3 separate regions of the Homo sapiens genome follow, and regions 1 and 3 are each linked to region 2. Evidence: chromatin contacts called from ENCODE Hi-C or POLR2A ChIA-PET data. All regions are on one chromosome and are shown on one strand. The core of a region is the stretch at or near the end of the contact, and the rest is flanking DNA. Distances in the headings are between cores, read along the strand shown.

Evidence for each region. A loop is a pair of places that touch in the nucleus more often than their neighbours do. ChIA-PET counts read pairs that join two places held with the same protein, here RNA polymerase II (POLR2A). Pooled maps may share reads with other maps.
Region 1: a loop to region 2 is called in a pooled map, with 3 times the contacts of the local background. The contact joins the promoter of EPN2 here to the promoter of EPN2-IT1 in region 2. A Hi-C loop is called at or near these places in 3 of 50 pooled maps. POLR2A ChIA-PET finds 5 or more read pairs at or near these places in 3 of 52 experiments (BJ, GM12878 and H1).
Region 3: a map of B cell shows a loop between it and region 2 (9-fold over the local background). The contact joins the promoter of EPN2-AS1 here to the promoter of EPN2-IT1 in region 2. A Hi-C loop is called at or near these places in 9 of 168 maps with a recorded cell type or tissue (B cell, OCI-LY7, cardiac septum and 6 more), 22 of 37 single-sample maps with no recorded cell type and 18 of 50 pooled maps. POLR2A ChIA-PET finds 5 or more read pairs at or near these places in 11 of 52 experiments (B cell, CD4-positive, alpha-beta T cell, GM12878 and 7 more).

What each region holds. Positions count from the first base shown.
Region 1 is chr17:19,236,067-19,238,840 of GRCh38, reverse strand. It overlaps EPN2 (epsin 2), which reads right to left and starts at 1,475. Exons shown (of 11, transcript NM_014964.5): 1 at 1,310-1,475. RefSeq lists a silencer at 1,098-1,567.
Region 2 is chr17:19,269,964-19,272,663 of GRCh38, reverse strand. EPN2-IT1 (EPN2 intronic transcript 1) reads right to left here and starts at 1,271. Exons shown (of 3, transcript NR_046824.1): 1 at 926-1,271. The region is part of intron 1 of EPN2 (epsin 2); the gene reads right to left. RefSeq lists enhancers at 1,469-1,558, 1,569-1,838.
Region 3 is chr17:19,304,910-19,307,888 of GRCh38, reverse strand. It overlaps EPN2-AS1 (EPN2 antisense RNA 1), which reads left to right and starts at 1,628. Exons shown (of 3, transcript NR_048576.1): 1 at 1,628-1,950. The region is part of intron 4 of EPN2 (epsin 2); the gene reads right to left. RefSeq lists an enhancer at 1,536-1,665.

The DNA.
Region 1 (2,774 bases), core at 226-2,725, 34 kb after region 2:
AATCCCTTCTTTCACAGGATATTTTCTGGAGGTGAAAAGGAATAACTCATTACTTCTCATATTTTCCTGCCCACTTTCTTGCATAAATATTAAAAATAAAGGGGAAGGTAGGGTCCTGAACATCTCCCTAAAAGATAAAAAAGTTATTAAATGTGGTAAACAGAGCCTGGAGACCTAGCTTCTAGTTCTGCACTGACACAGTATCACTGCGTGACCTTGGGCAAATTACTGCAGTTCTGGGCCTCAGTTTCCCTCATCTGAACCCTAATGATGGTTAAGCCCTCTCCGCTCTTAAAGCACAGATTTTAGATACGTCCCCAGGGAAGCACAACTGTGAAGGAGTCGCCCAGACGGACTCCTTGGGCGGAGAAACGGCCTTCCACAAGCTCCGGCGGGGGGATTCACAGGGAGCTCAAGCTGCCCCAGGGAAAGCCACTGGGCAAACTTCAGGTCGCAAACAAAAACCTGTTGGCACCGACTCCTCTAGCAAAGGCCAGCCTCCCAACGCGCTCGGCTCTCGGCTCTAGGGGAGCCGCCCCACAGGGAGAGAGAGGAAGTCTCTCCTGGAAGAGGCCAGACCCCACGCACCCATTCACCCACCCGGATCAGCCGAGCAGGACCGCCGGGCCGGGTGGGTCTCTGCCATCCCACGCGGAACAAAAGGCAGCTGGAGCCTGGCTCTTCCGCCCCCGTCCCCGCTGTTCCGTGGGAGTGGGGGCTGGGGAGTGGGGAGCCTGGTCCCCAAGGACGGAAGGGGGCCCTGCTACAGCCCCCAGGAAAGGTGAGACGGGCGGGATCCCGGACAGAGATAAGGACCCCTCCCCCGATTCCCGGAGGGCGCCCGGACCGGGCTCTGCACGGGGGCTGGCGGGAGACCAGGCTGGGCTCAGGAGGAAGGGGCGCCGGGCTCGGGGAGAGGAGGAACGTGCTCTGGGGAGGGGGCGGGGTTGTTCCAAGATGAACGGGGCTCCAGGATCCGAGGTAGGAGTAAGGGGCGCCCTGGACTCTGGGGACATAAAAGGAGATGCTCGGTGATAGGGACGGGTAAGGGGGGAGATCCTTGCAGCGGAAAGCTGGATCCAGATGGGAAGGGGGCCATGCTCCAGTCCGTGGGGCGGGGCCTGGTTGGAAAGAAGGGGATCCCCCAGAGCCTGGCGTAGGGACCAGCGGGGCGGCAGGGGCGCATGCCCTGGCGGGGCTGGTGAGGTAGGGGAGCCTGTGCTCTGGGGGCGTCCGCGCCCTGGAGAGGGGGAGGGTCCTCGCCCCGGGGACTCGCTCTGGCCTTGGAGCCCCACGGGCTGTGGCTCACCTCTGCTCCTCCGGGCCGGCGTGGGTGCGCCGCTGCGGCCACCGGCAGCGCTCGAGAGGCGGGAGCGACCGTAGCCCGCGGAGCCGCCGCCACCGCCGCGTCTGGCTCAGTTTGACACCCACACACCAGCCAACATGGCGGCCGGGAGGGGGCGCGCCGGACGCGTGCGCGCGCCCTCAGGCCCCGCCCCCGAGGCCCCGAGGTCCCGCCCCCACGCCCGCAGACCACGCCCCTGCGACCCCGCCAGAGCCCCTCCCTAGTGGCCCCTGCGCGGCTTCCCCTCCGCCTCCTGCGCTCCAGGACCCCACGCGGACGACCCACCCTTCCGCAGCGCCCCACAGTCGACGCCCGAGCCCCCAAAAAACCCCCAATCCCGAGCGCCACACAAACCCTGGCAAATTAATACCCGAACGCGCGCACTCTAATCCCCTTCAGGCCACTCCACCCCGTACACACTCACGGCCCCCCCACACTCACGGCCGGGCAGCACGCGCAGACCCCGCCCCGTCAAGCAGAAACTCACGCTCCGGCCTGCCGGTTTCACTCAAAAACCTTGTTCAGTAGGAGAGACTGGAAGGGGGCCAGGGCCTGCCGGGCGCTGGTAGGGTTGGGTTCTTAGGCTACAAGTGTGTTCACTTTATGAAGATGCGCGGAAGTACACTTTGGATTTGTGCGCTTTTCCGTGCGTGTATTTCACGTCAATAAAATATACTCAAAAACGGAGAAGTCTCTAGGCTTCTTTAGGCTGCTCAAGGGGTTACCTAAGGGCACGAATGGCAAGGGGTTACCTACATGGCACGAAAACGGAAACCCTTGACTGGCGGGCACCCACAAAGCACCTCCTCTGTGCCAAGCCCTGTGCTGGGCACAGAAATGAGACAGCCCCAAATGCCTCGAATGAGAGTCCCGGAACTGGAGGGGCCAGAACTGGAGGCTGCACCTCAAAGCTGACTAACCTGCTCCAATCAGGGTGGGAGTCAGCAGAGACTTCTCACAGCAGGGGCGCGGAGCATGAGTCAGGGCTTGCTAGGTGGGCAGAGGGCACCATCCCTGTTGCCTGGGTGACATCAACACTCTGCCTAGCCTTGGCTTCAGGGAAGCTGTGGCCAGAAGTCTTCCTCTGCCCTAACTCACTGAGGGACCTTAAACAAGTCACTGTACTTCTCTGAGCCTCAGATTCCTCCTCCCTGTACAGGAACCAGGGGATGAAAGTATCCCTTAAGGTTCTAACAACCCAGGATCTGGAATTCCATTCTCTGGCAAAAAAAAAAAAGGTTGTATCTTTCCAGGAATTCATCTATTTATTGTAAGTTTTTTAGTGTGTGTGCATAGACGTGTTCATAATAGTTTTTGAGGGCTTTTTTGTGTTTGTATGGGGTCGGTGGTAATGTCCTCTTTGCCCTTTCTGATTATGTTTACTTGTATCTTCTCTTTTTTCTTTATTAGTCTAGCTAGTGATACAATA
Region 2 (2,700 bases), core at 22-2,521:
AATGCAAATAACATGATGTGGTAGTGAGAGGAGATGGGAATCCAGGGATCAGGGCCAATGCTGCGACCGCTCTGTAGCACCAAGAAGCCAGTACCCAGGGTCCTCGCTTCTAAAATGATGGAATTAAACCAGATGCTCACCCCAAATCCTTCAGTCCCAAAGGCCCCCATTCTGACCAGTGATTCAATTCCCTGCCATCTCCATGGTGTCATGAGAAACCCAAGCTTCTGATCAGCCCAGCCACAGGTCACCAACTGAGGGAGTAGAATTCCAGCCACAGCCAAGCAGCAGACGTTTTTGTTAGTCTGTGGGGCTTCATGGTGGGCAAAAAACTAGGGCTTCCCTTCAGCCTTTGGAAATGTGAAAAGCAGCCTTCAGAACCCTTCCCTCCTCTGAGGATGGCCGCTGTGACCCTTAGGCAGAGATTCCCCATTTCTCACACACTGTGGCTGTGCTAGAGAAAACACTGGCTGATGGGAGACGATGAAGCCAACCAGAGACTGGGTGCAGTGAACGGGAGCCTTTGATGGCTACTCACCCCCACCCCACAGGACAGGCCGAGCTATGGACTACCATTTGATCAGCATAATTTTCCAGCTTGAGACATCTGAAAAACATGCAGAGCTGCATGGGAAAATCTACATTCCCATGATCTCGTGTTTAATTTAGACCTGGCTGGTGGATGTGGTGGTGCTAACTGCTGGGCTGTCGCCATCTCGCGAGGAGCCTGCGAGAGTGTGGAAATAAAGGAGGGGCAGTGGATCCCCTCAGGCAGGGCCTGCTGACTTTGGGTTTCGGGCACAGTAGTGATGTAACATATTTTCTCAAAGAGAGCTCCAGATGCTGGCCAAGGAACAGGTATTTTTACACTGTGCATGTACAAGTGCAAGACCACAGCTGTGAGAAAAACAAGCGGTTTGCTCACCTCTGCCTTCCCACCTGTGCCTCCAGGAGGTCACATCTAACTCTTTCCATAGTAGCTTCAGAGGAACACGGTAGATTTCTGAACAATGCAGATTTCTGAGGGAGTTACTTGCAGGGACTGGTGGTAGTGATGGTTGATGTCCGCTGAGCCTCATCTAAGCAGCACTGCGGGATGGGCAGTGAGCCAGGATCTTAGAGACCACAAGAGCAGGCTCACCTTAGCTGAAGCTCAAAGGATGAGCTCCTTCATCCCAAAGGTGGGCTCTGGGGCAGAGCAATCCCTGAGGGTTAACTCTTTATGTGCCACCCACATGCTGCACTCTCATTTCCAGTCACTTTCCCTATGACCGGAAGTGGCTCCTGCCTTGCATTCTATGCACCTGCCATTTCCCCCACCCAGCGTCCTTCCTCTATCTGTCACTAGACTGGCTCCTTGTCACTCAGATCGCATGGCCTCCTCAGAACCCATCAGGCACTCTCTATCAACGTCACCAGCTGTCATCTGGAACAGAGCCCCTCCTCTATCTGACATTTCTTATGTGCCTGTTTATCTGTTTCTCTCCTGCCCCCACACCACCCCCCTGAGACCAAGGCCCAGCCTCTTTGCCACTGTCTAGAACAGTGCCTGGCACACACTCAGCCCTCAACAAACACCTTCCATGTGACACAGAAGCAAAAAATAAGAACACTGTTAAAGATACCCATTATCTCTCTACTCAGAGACTGCCAGAGTTCACACCTTGAGGCTGTTCTCCCAGTTCCTGTTTCCCTTTCGGTCTCCATTTCTTGAGTTAAAGGGCAAGTGCTGTATTGTCTGCCTAACAATAAACTGCCTGGGAACAGGAACAGCCCTACCAGGTGCTTAACACATGCTCCACACGAACCAGCACCTGCCGAAGCCCAGGCACCACGGGGCCTGAGAATCCACTCGATGCCCCTTACAGCTGGACTCAGGAGCGACACCAGCAGCCTGGGCAGCAGCCTAGGGCTGAAATATGTAGTTCTCACTCCGGCCACAGGGATTATGTCCTGCCTTTCCAGCTGCATGGTCCGAGGCAAGCTGAGCTTTCCTGAGCCTCTATTTCCACACCTCTCAAATAGAGGTAACAGGTGCTGCTCAGCATGGCTGTGAGGGTTGGTAAGAGTACGACTGGCAAATAAGAGGTGTCCAAATACCTGCCTCCTCTACTGTGTCCTGCCAAGGTGCAATGTCCACAGGGACATTTCTCAGCAGGTTCCTAAGGACAGCTCGGCAGGAGATGAAAGCCTACAGAGGCATCCCTATGAGAACACACTGGGTGGGAATCACCTACCAGAGGGGTGGGTGGCATTGTCCACAAGCATCTCTCTCTAGACTATACACACAACCTGTTCAAAACCATCAACAATCTTGCCTGCCCTTCTCCTCTGCAGCTGGCATTTCCAAGCAAAGTCTCAGATGTGCTCTTTGATACTAGTAACAGAACAGAATTAAAAGAGCAGTAAGAAACAGAAGGGGCTCTCTAAGAAGAGGCTAGTGAATACTAACTGAGCAGGTCACATGTGTCCACTGATGGCATCTTCATAACAATCCTATGGAGGAGTTATTCTTCTTATTCATATCTTACAGAGGAGGAAAAGTGAAGCAAAGAGAGGCTAAGTAACTGACCCAAGGCTGCACTGCCAGCAAGAGGTGGGACTAGGATTTGCTCTCAGACTCTGACTTCTGATCCCATCCTCTTAATCCCTATTCTTATTCTCATTCTTTGTAGCTTTAGACAAATTCAGTGCTCAAAA
Region 3 (2,979 bases), core at 379-2,878, 35 kb before region 2:
AGCTGGGCCATGGCTATGGTGAATAAAACAGGGGAAGAGGCCTAAATGCAATTCAGGCCACAGACGGGATCCACAGAAGAACCAGGGGAGGTAGAAAGAGGCTGCTTCTGGGCAGAGGGCTGAGGTGGGGCCGGGCAGGAGACTGGGAACTTCTCTACCATGTGAGGTTGCCAAGCAGAGGCATCACCCTGTCATGAAATTCTTAAAAACACACAAAACATATAGCAATAAATTTACTTTGGAACGGGCCGGGCACAGTGGCTCACGCCTGTAATCCCAGCACTTCGGGATGCCGAGGCAGGCAGATCACGAGGTCAGGAGATCGAGACCATTCTAGCTACGAGGTCAGGAGATTGAGACCATCCTAGCTAACATGATGAAACCTCATCTCTACTAAAAATACAAAATAAATTAGCCGGGCATGGTGGTGGGCACCCATAATCCCAGCTACTCAGGAGGCTGAGGTAGGAAAATGGCATGAACCCAAGAGGCAGAGCTTGCAGTGAGCTGAGATCGCGCCACTGCACTCCAGCCTGGGTGACAGAGCGAGACTCCATCTCCAAAAAAAAAAGAAAGTTGCAGCTATAAAAACATAAATGTATTTTTCTAAATAAAATCAAGTCAAATCCCATCCTAGTGTTATCACTCAATTATATTTCCCAAAGTATCTCTTCAGAAATAAAGCTAGAGGGTAAAGAAAAGTCCTCAATCCACCTTAACAACTTGATTTCTTAATAATACACCAAAACAAAAAGTATATTTTTTTGTTCGTTTTGTTCCTAAACTTCACCTATGCCAATCAGAACTCTCAAGTTTGGGCTTTCCTATGTTCAAAAAGATGTCACCATCCACATGGAAGAGAATAAAGGAAGCCAGACAGTTCCTGGGGACTCTTCTCAAGTGAACAGGGCACTCACACCCAAATCATTAACCACTCCAGCCACCTGTTCCCAGCCTCTTTCCTGATAAGGAATCTCTGAGGCTTGGTTCACAAAACCCTTGCTATAAAGCAAATATTGCACTTACGACATCCTTCATTTACTACCAAATGGAAACCACAAATGAATCAAGTAGAAGGCTCATATCCCACCCCACCCCAAAAAAAGTGCTCTGGAAAACAAGCCCCATCCTGGCAGGGAAGCTGGTACTGAGTTGCACAGCTACAGTGCCTGATACAGCCAGGTTGGAGGGGGAGAGTGGGCACGGGGCTCTGAACTGGACCTGCTGGAGAAGTGAGGCCTCCTTTGTCCTCTGAGCTTTCTAGCACATCTGCAAGGCCAGAATAGCTTCAAATGCAAATGTACATGTTTACGTCTACCATAACTGACACTGTTAGAATAACGCACAGCTGGCACATACTGGCTCACCACATCATAGCTCGTCACATCAATGTAGAAATTAAAGACAATGGGTATTCCCCTGAATGTTGTGGTTTTCATAAACGGATGTACAGCTTTCAGTTCTGCAGATGGCAGAATTCTTGGCCACCAACCATTGAACATCAGCTGAGCTACACACAACGGGACTGAGCTTCGAGGGAGGATTCCAGCAGAGATATTCTTGCCTTGGTGACAGCAACTCAGCTCCACAAAGGGCCTCTTGTGCCCATGCACATGACAGTGAACACAGACGTCGTTGTGAGACAGGCCTGAATGGGCCCTTCTGACCACCTGAGCCTGGCCTTGGCTCTGCTCTGAGGATCTGAAGGTTCAGAGCTCACAGGGACCAAGGGAAAAAGCAAGTGCTGGGGGATGTGCCACTCTCTCATTGTTGCAGGTTGCTTTCCCAGACACTCACTGGAAGGAAGAACGGGAATTGTTAGTTTAAGCTCATCACTAAAGTCGCATCAAATGCACGGACCTTCTCCCAGGAAGGCGGCCTTTTGCATTATGAACCCCACTGGAAGAGCTCCAAGTCTTCACTTGCTGTGGTCAAGAACTGTAACCACAGGTAGGCCTTATTTCTATCCTTTCCAGTCTGTCACACCAGCTGAGAAAAAGCCTAAGGGGGAGAGGCTGAGTAGGAAGGCTAGAAAAGCCCAACATTTCCCTCAAAATACAATCTAAAAAGAAGACCAAGAAAACTCTCCCAACTCAGGCAGACAAGGGTCTCTCCCACTCGAGTCCACCCTGTCTGCTCCAGGGACTGCCCGGCAGAGCCTGGGTGCCTGTACTCTGTGCTGGGGGAGAGACACCCTTTCCCAAATGCGCTCCTAAAACAAAGGGTGAAAGATTTTTTAATAAAGATGCTTCAGTGGGCCACTTTCAGGTAACTGTGAAAGAAGGCAATCGAGTTGGTAGAAAAACAGGAAATTGATTCTTATCAGCTACATTTTGCAATTTTCCTAGAAAGTATGGAAGCAGCATCTGCCAGTCACATAGTGCTGATTAAAAAGCCTCCTCTAATCTGCATGGATAGGTCAAACAGAAAGAAAGTGGCAAGTACAAAAAACACAAATGTAGGCTAGGCATGGTGGCTCATGCTTGTAATGATGTCACAGCACTTTGGGAGACCGAAGGGGGTGGATCACTTGAGGCCAGGAGTTCGAGATCAGCCTGGCCAACGAGGGCAAAACCCTGTCTCTACTAAACATACAAAATTTAGCTGGGTGTGGTGGCACGTGCCTGTAGTCCCAGCTACCCAGGAGGCTGAGGCATGAAAATCACTTGAACTAAGCAGGTGGAGGTTGCAGCGAGCCAAGATCATACCACTGCACTCCAGCCTGGGCAACAGAGCAAGACTGTCTCAAAAAAAAAAAAAAAAAAAAAAAACCAAAGTATATTTTTACATTTTACAGCACATGGGACAGGATTCTACCATCAAATGGCTCTGTGCAGTGGGCAGCATGACTGCACTGGTACGTGAGCGTCACAGACCCTGTGGAGAAGGCAGGGTGAGGTCCTGGTTTTCCTATGTCCCTGGGCCTGGTGTGGCAATGCTGGGTACACAGGCATGTCTGACAACTCAGAAAAAATGAAA